Linked DNA regions of Homo sapiens: regions 1 and 3 are each linked to region 2. The links are chromatin contacts, found by Hi-C or POLR2A ChIA-PET in ENCODE. All regions are on one chromosome and are shown on one strand. The core of a region is the stretch at or near the end of the contact, and the rest is flanking DNA. Distances in the headings are between cores, read along the strand shown.

The links. Hi-C counts contacts between places; a loop is a spot of excess contacts on that map. ChIA-PET counts read pairs that join two places held with the same protein, here RNA polymerase II (POLR2A). Pooled maps may share reads with other maps.
Region 1: a loop to region 2 is called in a map of CD4-positive, alpha-beta T cell, with 5 times the contacts of the local background. The contact joins the promoter of ELAC1 here to the promoter of TXNL1 in region 2. A Hi-C loop is called at or near these places in 1 of 168 maps with a recorded cell type or tissue (CD4-positive, alpha-beta T cell) and 7 of 50 pooled maps. POLR2A ChIA-PET finds 5 or more read pairs at or near these places in 1 of 52 experiments (T-cell).
Region 3: a map of naive thymus-derived CD4-positive, alpha-beta T cell shows a loop between it and region 2 (16-fold over the local background). The contact joins the promoter of ME2 here to the promoter of TXNL1 in region 2. A Hi-C loop is called at or near these places in 1 of 168 maps with a recorded cell type or tissue (naive thymus-derived CD4-positive, alpha-beta T cell), 1 of 37 single-sample maps with no recorded cell type and 8 of 50 pooled maps.

What each region holds. Positions count from the first base shown.
Region 1 is chr18:50,965,600-50,969,736 of GRCh38, reverse strand. ELAC1 (elaC ribonuclease Z 1) reads right to left here and starts at 1,697. Exons shown (of 4, transcript NM_018696.3): 1 at 1,623-1,697. RefSeq lists a silencer at 1,370-1,859 and an enhancer at 2,010-2,069.
Region 2 is chr18:56,636,709-56,640,828 of GRCh38, reverse strand. It overlaps TXNL1 (thioredoxin like 1), which reads left to right and starts at 2,237. Exons shown (of 8, transcript NM_004786.3): 1 at 2,237-2,486. The coding sequence starts at 2,389. RefSeq lists enhancers at 1,215-2,199, 2,359-2,418, 2,200-3,185 and a silencer at 1,999-2,208.
Region 3 is chr18:50,877,300-50,881,388 of GRCh38, reverse strand. It overlaps ME2 (malic enzyme 2), which reads right to left and starts at 2,271. Exons shown (of 16, transcript NM_002396.5): 1 at 2,081-2,271. RefSeq lists a silencer at 1,883-2,442 and an enhancer at 1,981-2,482.

The DNA of each region.
Region 1 (4,137 bases), core at 448-2,947, 5.7 Mb after region 2:
ATACACACCACCCCCATTACTCCAAGAATACTTGATAAGACAAACGGTGTGCTGTCTGATGGGAGTACCCCATTAGGCAGCACGCATTGTCTAGCTGTCTCTCTTTCTGACGTTAACAGCCGCTAGTGATCATTGCCAGGATCCATTATTTCATTAGGGGTTGCCAAAAGGTGATATTCTCTCATTTCTTTTGCATGTATTTGCTGGCATTCCCTGGTCAATTGTTACCCTACGGTGCTACTTGTACATAAAAGGTCCACAAAGAGAGGCAAGATGCTATCTAACTCCTGGTATGATACAATGTGAAAAACACAGTAATCCCCCATTAAGTTCTCTTGCCAAAAAATCGAACCTGACCTGAACAAGTCTGCAGGTCTAAATACCTGCTTATTAAAGGATACCAGAGATGGAAAAAGCAAAATCCTGGTTGTAGAAAACGTGAACCGTACAAATGACTTGTTCAAGTAAAATACAGGGAACAAAATAAAGAGCAAGAGAAAAAGATTAAGAGAGATCTAAGAGACATCAACCAAATATAACGTGTGTAGATTGTTTGGATACTGATTTGGACAAACTGGGTAAGAGGAAAGAGACAACTAGGAAAATGTAAATGCTGACTGGATAGTAGAGGGTAAAATGAAGTGCTAAGTACACTGATAATGGCTTTATGTTTTAAAAAGGTGTTATTGTGTTTTATAAACATGAACAAGGTAACAGATGGAATGGTACATTTCAGATTTGCTTCAAAATACTACAGTGGGGGAGAGGGTAACAGATGAAACAGAATTGATCATGAATTGGGAGTTCAGTTACTATTCAATTTTCATATATGACTTGAAGGTTTCCATAATAATTTTAAAACAAATATAATGAAAACCCTCCAAATAGGTCGGGAAGTAATCAGAAATTATTTAATCAATGGTGCATGTTTTGGGACATGCACCATTCTAGGCACTAGGAATTAAATGCGAGCAAACCAGATTAGGTCCCTGTCTTCTTGGAAAAAAAACAAAACAAAAACCCAGCTGCTTGCTTTCTCAAGACTGTGATCCACGTTCGGCGAAGTGCATATTCCAGTCGTGATCACAGTACTGTCATTTCACTCTGGGCCCGTGGATCTCGGTCCTGGCCGCAGATCACAATTCCCCGGTGATGATGGGGCATCAGCATTTGGAGGCTTCCCAAGCGATTCTACTGGTTGCCGGGTTGAGAACCGGCGCTCCTTCGTTTTCAGGCAGGCAGTGTCAACCCTGCAATCACCCTGTGGTGTGCCTAGGGCAGATATCGCTGTCCTCCATCTTAGAGCTGAAAGAACCGAGGCCGGGCGGCAGAGAGTAAGAGGCCAAGGCACAGGCAGGGCCAGAGGCCAGATTTCCGGCCTCCAGAGAGCCCAGGCTCCCCCACGAGACCGTGTTGGCCTCGAAAAAGGCTGGGTGGGCGGCGGCGCCGGGCGGCCGAGGCTCCGGCCCGCCGAGACTCCGGCCCGGGGCGGTGAACGAGGCGCGTCCTCGCTCCCGGGCGCTCCCCAGGCTTAGGTCCCCAGCGCCGGGCCGTGCCTGATCGAGCCGGCGAGTCCCGAGGAAGCGCGCCCGCCCCCCTCTGGTATGCCCTACCGCACTCACCCTCTCCCCGAGGCCCGCGCCAGGAGCCGAGGGAGGCGCAGGCCCGCACCCTGGCCCAGCTGTCCGCGGGGCTACAATGCGCCCGGGCGGAAGTGCGCCGCCGGCCGGGTCCCGCGCGGCCGCTCTAGGATGCGAGGGAGGTCCGCGCTCGGTGGCGCCCGCGCGGGACCTGGCTCTGGGCGCGCTTCCGGGCTCCCCCCGGGCCGCGAGGGCAGTGATTGAGTTTCCCTCTTTCCCAGGTCGCTGTGTGTCAGGTGGTAGCTATCGCCCTGAGGACCAGAGCGGGATAAACCAAAAGGGAAAAAGTTACTCTTCTTTTGTTTTCCGTGTAATATTTTCCACATAAGAGTGTTCTTCCTGATGTTTTGCTCATACATATGTGTCATTTTTGGTCTTTGGTTGGGATGAATCTTTACTGTCTTTCATCCACTAAGATCCTTTGCCTGACCATGCACCTTCATAAAGCCCCGTCCATATTCCATTTTCCTACTCTAGGTTGGAATATTTGCTTAACATCTGAAGCTGATTGTGCCATACTCACTCCAAGCCTTGGTGTTCTCTTAGGTAGCGGACGTGGGATTGAAAAACCCAGGCTGGCTGTATACAGAACGGGCACGTGGCGATTACAGACCACAGGGAAAAACTCCTTCAGTTTGAATAACAACTTTTAAAAAAAGTATTTCAAGCTCCTGTGTACTGCCAGATGCACTGATTTCGTGCTCAGCGTACTTGAGGTGGTCAAAATATCCAGCAGCTGGCCGGGCGCCGTGGCTCACACCTGTAATCCCATCACTTTGGGAGGCCAAGACGAGCGGATTGCCTGAGCTCAGGAGTTCGAGACCAACCTGGCCAACATGGCAAACCTCGTCTCTACTAAAAATACAAAAAAAAAAAAAAATTAGCCGGTCATGGTGGCACACGCCTGTAGTCCCAGCTACTCGGGAGGCTGAGGCATGAGAATCGCTTGAACCCAGGAGGTGCAGGTTGCGGTGAGCCAAGATCGCACCACTGCATTCCAGCCTGGGCGACAGAGCGAGACTCTGTTAAAAAAAAAAAAAAAAAAAAAAAAAAAAATCCAGCAGCTTCAAAATAGGAATCGGAGTGGTGTTTCTTGAAACTACCAGGACAGAGAGACTGCCACTTGTTTAAAAATCATTAACTCATCTACTTCTACTTATTGGGCTCTTTTAACCTTTATTCCAGTATTAATGGAGCTCTGACTTTGTGGATAGTATTATTTTTGGGGCTGAGAGATTTTAAAAATTTGTCATGGTCCCTGGTTTTGGGTTTTTGTTTGTTTGTTTGTTTGTGACAGGGTCTCACTCTATCACCCAGGTTGGAGCGCAGTGGCGCGATCTCAGCTCACTGCAACCTCTTCCTCCTGGACTCAACCAATCCTCCCACCTCGGCCTCCCAAGTATCAGTAGCTGGGACTACAGGACTACAACCTCCCAAGTAGCTGGCACTACAGGCAAGCCACCACACCCAGCTATTTTTTTTTTTTTTTTTTTGTAAAGATGGGGTTTCACTGTGTTGCCCAGGCTGGTGTGAAACTCCTGAGGTCAAGCGATCCACCCGCCTCAGTGTCCCAAAGTGCTGGGATTACAGGCGCGAGCCACCGTGCCCTGCCGGTCCCTGGTTTTAAGGAGCCTACACTCAGTCAGGAAACAATCCACTTAAAAGGATATGGAAAAAGGGAGATCACTAGCTAAGAGATGAGTGAGGAAGAGGTAGGATTTGAGCTGAATCTTGTAGGATGATGACACTTGAATTAATGTGGAAATAAAAAAAATAAAATGGACTTGGTCAAGTGGGGTCTAAATTAACAAAGCATTGAACACTGGAACTTGGACTTATCTCTCCTGACACTTGCCTAGCTAAAAGTTCCTTAAGAAGACACATAGCATTCTACAGCTTGGTCTTGATCACAATCAGCGAGGACAACAGTCCCCAACCTTTTTGGCACCAGGTACCAGTTTCATGGAAGATAACTTTTCCTTGGGAGCAGGGGGTGGGCATAGAGTTTTGGGATGAAACTGTTCCATCTCAGATCATCAGGCATTAGTTAGATTCTCATAAGAAGCATGCAACCCAGATCCCTCCCATGTGCAGTTCACAATAGGGGTCACAGGTCTATGAGAATCTGATGCCCCAGCTGACCTGACAGGAGGCAGAGCTCAGGCAATAATGCTTGCTGGCCTGCCGCTCACCTTCTGCTGTGTGGCCCAGTTCCTAACAGGCCACAGACCTTACTGGTTTGCAGCCCAGGGGTTTAAGACTCCTGAGCTAGGGATCTCCCAGAGCAGTATTCTCCATAGACCTGGCTAGGACTTATTTCTGCCCATCCATCAAAGCTTCCTACTCCCTTCTCAGAGGTTATCACACTTTTAGAGAATAGTGGATAGAACTGTTTGTTCATTTAAAAAATTTTCTATCATGGGAAATTTCAAACATATAAAAGTTGAGAAAATTATGAATGAACCTTTACATACAATCATCACTAAACTTCAACAGT
Region 2 (4,120 bases), core at 988-3,487:
GAAGGCAGGTGTTATTAATCCAAGGCTCACAGACAAGGAAGCTGAGGTTCTGAGAGGTTAGTAGTTTGTGCATGGCCATAAAATTTAAGTAGCAAGGCCGGTCATGGTGGCTCATGCCTGTAATCCAAGCACTTTGGGAGGTCGAGGCGGGCGGGTCACCTTAGGTCAGGAGTTTGAGACCAGCCTGGCTAACATGGTGAAACCCCGTCTCTACTAAAAATACAAAAAAGTAGCCAGGCGTGCTGGTGTGTGCCTGTATTCTCAGCTACCCAGGGCGGGCTGAGACAGGAGAATCGCTTGAACCCAGGAGGCGGAGGTTGTGGTGGGCTGAGATTGTGCCACTGCACTCCAGCCTGAACGACAGAGTGAGACTCCGTCTCAAAAAAAAAAAAAGCAAATATTTATTATGGGGACTTCTGTCTATTAAAACCATTACAATGTGCTGATACCACATGAAAAAGGAATGTAATTACTGTGCCTCTGGTGTGGCTGGGTTCAGTTAAGAATTAATTATTTTAATATGTTTCTGCAACACCTTTAGCTTTCTCTTTTCACATGTCCTGGGCTTCAACTATCACCCAATCTGATGACTCTCAAATCTGTAACGTCGTCCTAGTCCTTTTTCTTTAGTTCCAGGCTCATCCCTCTCACGATCTACTATATCTCTCACTTGGATGTCCTACAGGCATTTTAACTCATTTTTAAAAAGCTACACGATTGAAATGTTTTGAGTTATTTTAAATTCCTCTGTCATCTCACTAAATTGGACCAATAATTGTTTCTCAAACATGTTCTTTCCTCTTCATTTCCACTGCAGATGCTTTCCTAATTTAGTTCCTGGATCACCACAGTATCCTCCTAAATGGATCTCACTGCCTTCCATCCTCCTTGATGCTACCTGAGGGCTTTTCTGAAGACACTTTTTCTTTTTCCTTTTTTTTTTTTTTTTGAGACAGGGTCTGGCTCTGTTGCCCAGGCTGGAGTGCAGTGGCGCAATCATGGCTCCCTGCAGCCTTGACCTCCCCAGCTCAAGGAATCCTCCCACCTCGGCCTCCCGAGTAGCTGGGACCACATGTGCGCGCCATGACGCCCGGCTACTTTTTTGTATTTTTGGTAGAGACGGGAGTTTCACCACACTTGTAATTGCAAAATTGCCCTGAAATGATTTTTCCATTCTCTTCCCGACAAAATCCAAATTCCTTAGCTAGTCATTATCTGACCTTGGCCTTCCCTCCAATTTCATCTCCCCAGCTAAATCCAAAGACAGATAATTTGCCACCTAGCCTAATATTTAAAAGAGTACACTGGCGTTAGCCTGCCTTGACTTGAAATCACAGAACCTACTTCACAGGGATTAAATGAACTAGTACACATATAAAGAACTTATGTCTTGCCTGGTACATCATGTGGTAAATATTAGCTATTCTTCTTATCCACCCTCTCAACTCATGCATTTGCACCTGGTGGTCCCCTTGCCTGGAATATTACCTCTCACCATCCATCTAACCCCTGCTTCTCTTTAAAGATTCAATCCAGGAGTCAGATTCCTAGCAAGTTTACCCTGCCCCACCCTTCCATCTCGTTAGTCTCCACCGCTTCCTATTCAAATTATTGTTTGCGTCGGTCACTAGACCGTGAACTTCCTAAAGGAGGGATAGTGTCTTCATCTTTTTGGTCAAAACCTAAAGACAGGTGCACGATACTTTCTGAATGACTGCACAGAAAGCGCCCCATATGTAATTAAGTCTGTTAATAAATATTCCTAAACGTTATTTTGTCTTGTATGTAGACCTGCCCCGAATACAGTACAGGAGCATCTTCAAAGTACTTCCAGTGGGTGCCCTGGACAGCAGCTAAGAACCCCGGGGTAAAACGAGTTTCCTCTCTACTGTTACAAATCAGAAACCTCCTCCGTAAAAGCCTCAGATCTGGGAAACGCGGATGCATATGCCAACTTTTGAGTCTCAGTCTGCGCCTGCGCACGTGACCTCTACACGTCTCCTCTGCGCCTGCGCCGCTCAAGTTAGCGCGAGGCTACTCAGTCGAGGGTGGGACTACGCTTCGCGTTTTGGGATTGGGCGCTGAAGGCCAAACCGGACGACGCGGAAATGACGTCACGCCGGGGGCCCTGCCGCGCGGTGGCTGCTGGGTGCCGCACGCCTTCCCATCCTCCTCCTCTCCCCTCCCCCATCCCTCCCCGCCCCCTCGGCCGCTCCGCTCCCTGGCGTGACTCGGCACTGAGAGTCCCGGGAGAAGACTCGGCGGTCGCCACCTCTTCTGTCCAGGCCTCGGCCTTCCTGAGCATCTCTCCTTCCTCTCCCAGATCGTCTTCTCCTTCAGTTTCAAAGCCAGTGGCGTCGCGGCCACCCTGCCGGGCTCTCTGTGAGGATGGTGGGGGTGAAGCCCGTCGGGAGCGACCCGGATTTCCAGCCAGAGCTGAGCGGCGCGGGCTCCAGACTCGCCGTGGTCAAGTTCACCATGAGAGGGTGAGGCCAGGCTCGAGCTCTGTGGGTCCCCGTCTGTCCTTCCTTGCTTTCCTTTCACTCTTTGTTGGCCCTGGTTTCCTAGCCGTCTGCTGCCCCGGAGTGTCCGGCAGTCGCCGCAGCCCCAGGAGCTGCCGGAATTAGGCCTCGTTTCTCGGGTGTGAACCCCCATTTATGCACAGGGGTTCCTAGACGGGCTCGGGGGCCTGGCTGGCCGGCTTCTCCAGCTCAGGAGATTTCTCACCTGCTCCTTTTCAATTCTTTGACAAACTGGTTTTGGGGGTGGCCCGCCCCTATTCCTTCCAGCCTGTGGGAGTCTCCGCAGCCACCCTTGCCTGAGCCTGACCCCTTCTTTCTGCAGAGCCAGCTGTCATTTGCATCTCCAGAGCTCCAAAAGCTTAATTTACCGAACACTTTGTTTCTCTTCACCACCTACATCTCTCTAAAGCCTTTGAAGATTCAGATGGGGCGATCTAACTAATATGCGTAGCTCTGAGTCCTGAATTTCTGCTAATGCATTTCGAACTAAGTTAACGTTGGGTTAGGGTGCTTTTTAAATTATTTGAACTTTTTTCTTCCTCGTTCGGCCACTAACTTGTAGCTTAGGCTCCCCTATGTATGCGATTGCAACTGGTCACACACGACAGTACATATATAATATATTTCAGGTGGACAGTTGGCCGGATGTCTTAGTTTGACCCGGCTCTGTTTTTTCACTTAAGAGGACAGGGATCTTGAAAAATGTTAACTGTCTTTGGTAAATATCAACAAAATTATAGGTCGTAGAAAAGGTGGACCTTTTATAGTGGATGTGTAGTAAAGTTCCTTTGTAAGAATGACATGTTGGAACTCGGCGTTGAGAACCAAGATTTCAGCGTGTGTGTGTGTTTCACAGATCTCTCCTTGTGTATGTCGATAGTATTTAGTTAGAAGTATGAGAGGTTTCCGCTTTATTTTCCTTGACCCCTTGGCGTTATTTATACATCTAACTTGGAGCAGTCTACTGCTGGTATCACTGTTTATGTAACACACTTTCTTGTCCAAATAACTGTATAAACACAAAATTCCATTTTGAATTTCAGAGCAAAAAACAAAGTTTCTACTAGATGGTTCACTAAATGTTGAGTATATAAATGGTGGCATTAGGATTATATCGTTTTAGGGAATGGATGCAGATAGATATGAAAACAAGTTAAGACTTATTTTTGGACCAGTCTCTCTTACACTGAATTGAAAAAGGATAGTACCTTGCATTTCATATGGTGGGCTAGAGTACCCATATGATATACGGAATTTTGCATTTACTAAATTTAAAAGGATAAGTGATGTCATATATATAAAACACCTAAAAGGAATGTTAGAATTCTATAAATGTGTCTTCTCATTTTTAGCAATTTTGTGATGTCTGTATTCTTAATAATAGGGGAATACCTGTAGTACATTAAGTATCTAGGCCACAGTAGAAAAGGGAAGATAGGATTTCAATAAGGAACCTCACCTCACTTTTAGTTCACTTATTCTAATTCTGGCCCGTCGAAGCTTTTATATTTTTGTCCCTCAATGATATATTGTTTTTCTCCCTTACCATAGCAGTGGGAGAGATAATAAAATAATAAATAAATATTGATTGAAGTGAG
Region 3 (4,089 bases), core at 1,022-3,521, 5.8 Mb after region 2:
CCTTAGTAAATATAGGTTTTAATGTTATTTGTGTTTTAAAATACGGCTAGTTCACCGGGCATGGTGGCTCACTCCTGTAATCCCAGCACTTTGGGAGGCCGAAGGAGGTGGAGCACTTGAGGTCAGCAGTTCGAGACCAGCCTGAAAAACATGGTGAAACCCTGTCTCTACTCAAAATACACACACACACAAATTAGCCGGGCATGGTGGTGCATGCCTGTAGTCCCAGCTACTCAGAAGGCTGAGGCAGAAGAAGCGCTTGAACGCGGAAGGCAGAAGTTGCAGTGAGTGGAGATCGCAACACTGCACTCCAGCCTGGGCAACAAGAGCAAAACTCCGTCTTAAAGAGAATAAAATATGTCTAGTTTGTCTGAAATTCACCAAAATCAATTAGAGTTTTTAACTTAATATACAGATTATACATACATAGCTGTAAGTTTTTAATTTTACAAAAGAAGTTCCCAAATGGTAAATGGGTTTTTTCCTTTATGAATATTTTGTTTTCATAAATATATTAAAAGACAAAAACATATAAACACCCTCTAAGGGTGTCACCCATAAGCAGTTCTCAGAAATAGCTACTAAGCATAAATATATTATTCTCAAGAGAATATTTCTACAGAAGCATAGCCCAACATTTCCTATTAATGCATGATAAAAGTCATATTAGGAGCTAGGCGCGGTCGCTAACGCCTGTAATCCCAGCACTTTGGAAGGTCAAGGTGGGTAGATCACTTGAGGTCAGGAGTTCGAGACCAGCCTGGCCAATACGGCGAAGCCCCCGTCTCTATTAAAATTACAAAAATTAGCTGCCCTCAGGTGATCCACCCACGTCGGCCTCCCAGAAGTGCTGGAATTACATGCGTGAGCCACCGCGAACGGCCTATATGTATGTTTTTAAAAACAACTGTTTCTCTCATCTAATTTACAGAGTATTTGTAAATTGAAAATCAAAATTATGGGTACAACATCGCAATTAGCTTAACAACATGAGCAATGCTTAAGGAGTATACACGTTTAAGGGAGTGGGGGTGGAGGATGCAGCTATGAAGTTAGACCACTTGAGTTTGAATCTAGGCTTTGTCACGTTAAAACTGTGGTCTTAGGCAAGTTACTTAACCTACCTAAACCTTAGTTTCCTGGTTTGTAAAGTGGAGGCAGTAACAGTATCAACCTCAAAGGGTTATTTTGAGATAATCCGTGTAGAAACTAGCGCTCTGCCTGTCACTAGCAATTAATACATGCTACTATTGTTATCGTTATCAACTGCAACACTAACAGAAATAGCAATGCTATTAACCTCTTTGCTTAGAGGTGATAGCCACAAGCATCAGGAAGGTAAATCCACAGACAGAAGATGATAAAACGTTTTGTAAGAAAGCACGTGTTAATTTGATCACGCTTCTCACCACAAGCAACGTAAATTTTCTAGAATTATCTCTGGAACCAAAAAAGAAAGTCGAAACCTAGGACCACCTAGGTAACACCACATGCAGAGATAGTTATCGCCAGCGTGAAAGAAACACCTGCCAATCCCGGTCCACAGATGGCATTTAATAATAGACGGAATCGGTCCAATCTCAGAACTCTCCAGCCCGCAGCAAGTCTTTTTTTAAAGGGAGGAGCCACACACACAGCCTAACTCCTGCCGTTAACTCGGCCCGACTGAATAAAGGAGATAGGCTTGCCAAAGGGTTTCCAGCCACAGAAGTCCTTTTGTGGAGGGGTGCAGAAAGAGCGAGAAAGAGATGCTGGCGTTTGGAGGCCCAGGGCCTCGCTCCCGGGCGAGAGCGGGGCGCCCAGGCACCAGCCGGCGGAGGAACCTGGAAATCGCGCGCCGGGTAGAGCCGCGGCCGCTGGAACCTGGGTCGCCGCGATGTAGCCGGTCCCTCGCCCTCAGCCCGGACTCCGCAGACCGCTTCCCTTCCCCCAGCCCCCACCGCCAGGCCGGGAACGGCGGGGGCCGCACGCGCGGAGGCCGGAGGCGCGGCAGCGCTGGGCTCTCGGGGCCGGGCCAGGGGAGGCCGGCGCCCGCTCCTCTCCCGGACCCCCGCCCGGGCCCCACCGCGCCGGGCCTTACCAGAGGTCTCGCGCCGCGACAGGTGGTACACCCGGCGGAGAGGCCGCGCCCTGCCGCCCGCCCTGGCGATGCTCAGCTCCCGCGCCGCCCGGCCCTCCCCTTCTGCGAGCCTCCCGGAGCCGCCGTCAGCTCAGGCTCACACTGGCGCGGGCGGCCCCACACGCAGAGGCGGCCCGAAGAGCGGCCGAGAGAGGGGAGGGCGCGAGGAGCCGGCCAGCCGCGGGGCCCGGAAGGCGTGGCCCACGGTGGAGACGGACGGGCTCGCGGGCCAATTGGAGGCAGGAACCGGCCGGAGGGGCGGGCTCCGTCTGGAGGCTTAGCTGCCGGCGCTGGGGTTCCTGTCCTCCGCGCCTTCCTCAACCCAGCTCCTGGAGGTTACGGTTCTGAGGCGGGGCGGGCGGCCTCGTGGACGCGATGCTGAGGATGTGAGAAGTGCAGTGCGGAGGAGGAGGTGGAGCTCCGCCGCTCCATGAAGGAAGCCGGGGCTGGCCGACCGCGCCCCCCAGCACTCCTGGCCCGGGGGTCCCAGTCTCCGAACCCGCGGAGGCCAGGGAAGCTGGGAGTTGGGGTCTGTCCTGCCTGAGCCACAGAGGAAGGGGGAGAACGGGAGGGCAGGAGACGGCAAAGGAAGGAAGAAGAGGACCCAGGAAATGCGAGGCTTCCGCACTTCAGCGACGCTTTCACTTTCCGAGCTGTTTTGTGTGCTTAGGACTTGCTCTTCTGCAGAATTCTTTGCCACTCCTCATGGCTGCTGGCAAGGTTATTGGCCTGCGGTGAATTTACCAATCACCTCCACTGTCACAGTCACCATAAATAGATGCTCAATGTTCTGCCTCAGAAAAGCACCGGAACACTTAATTGTCTTGTCCTTGAAAGCCGCAGGGACCGTGCCTTCCAACATCCCTACCCCCGCCCTCCCAACGGTTGTGACATGGGAGGATATTTCTTCACCCTTATTTCAGAAAATGTTATCACCCAAAACTCTTTACTATAATGAGCTTGTGTACTCTTAAAACAAGGCATGGTAATGACAATTTCAAAAATAAGATGTAAAATATAAAAAAAGAGGCAAGGCAGAATAAAATTAAAAGTGATGGAAATGTAGGATTGAGAAGATGGAGTGGAAGTAGGGAAGAGTGAATTGCTCCCTCCTAAACTCTGACAATTAAATAAAATCTGGGGCAATCGCCCCTCTCTGAACATTGAAGGGTGGGGCCTGTGAGGAGGAAACTCCAGTTAGGTGATAATCCATAGGTGTGGTTGCTATAATAACCACCGCAGGCAAGGAGAGGTTATAAATATGAATGACCTAAAGTAACTCTGCTTGCCAGGAACTTACAAGATGCAGCAGGTTGGATGAAGGAAACTAAACATTACCAGTGTCTTTCTACATAAATGCTTCATTAGTAGAGGTGAAATTCTTTTGTCTTTGAAAGACAGTTGTGGGGGTGTTGGGGGGTAGATGGGGAATGGGGAGATGTTGGTCAAAGGGTAAAAAGTTTCAGGAGTAAGTTTTAGAAATATCGCACAGCATGGTGACTATAGTTCATAATGTATATTTCGCAATGGCTGAAAGAGTAGATTTAAAATATTCTCACCAAAAAGAAATAAGCATGTAAGGTGATGGATATATTAGCCTAATTTGATCATTCCACAATGTATTGAAACATTACATTGTATCCCATTGCATTAAAGTATATACATTTTTTTTCTTTCGAGATGGAGTCTTGCTCTGTCGCCCAGGCTGGAGTGCGGTGGCGTGATCTTGACTCACCGAAACCTCCGCCTTGCAGGTTCAAGCGATTCTTTTGACTTAGCCTCCCAAGTAGCTGGGATTACAGGCACCCGCCACCATGCCTAGCTGATTTTTGTGTTTTTAGTAGAGCCGGGGTTTCTCACCATGTTTCCCAGGCTAGTCTCGAATTTCTGGCCTCAAGTGATCTGCTTGCTTCGGCCTCCCAAAGTGCTGGGATTACAGACATGAGTCACCCGCGCCCGACCATAATTAT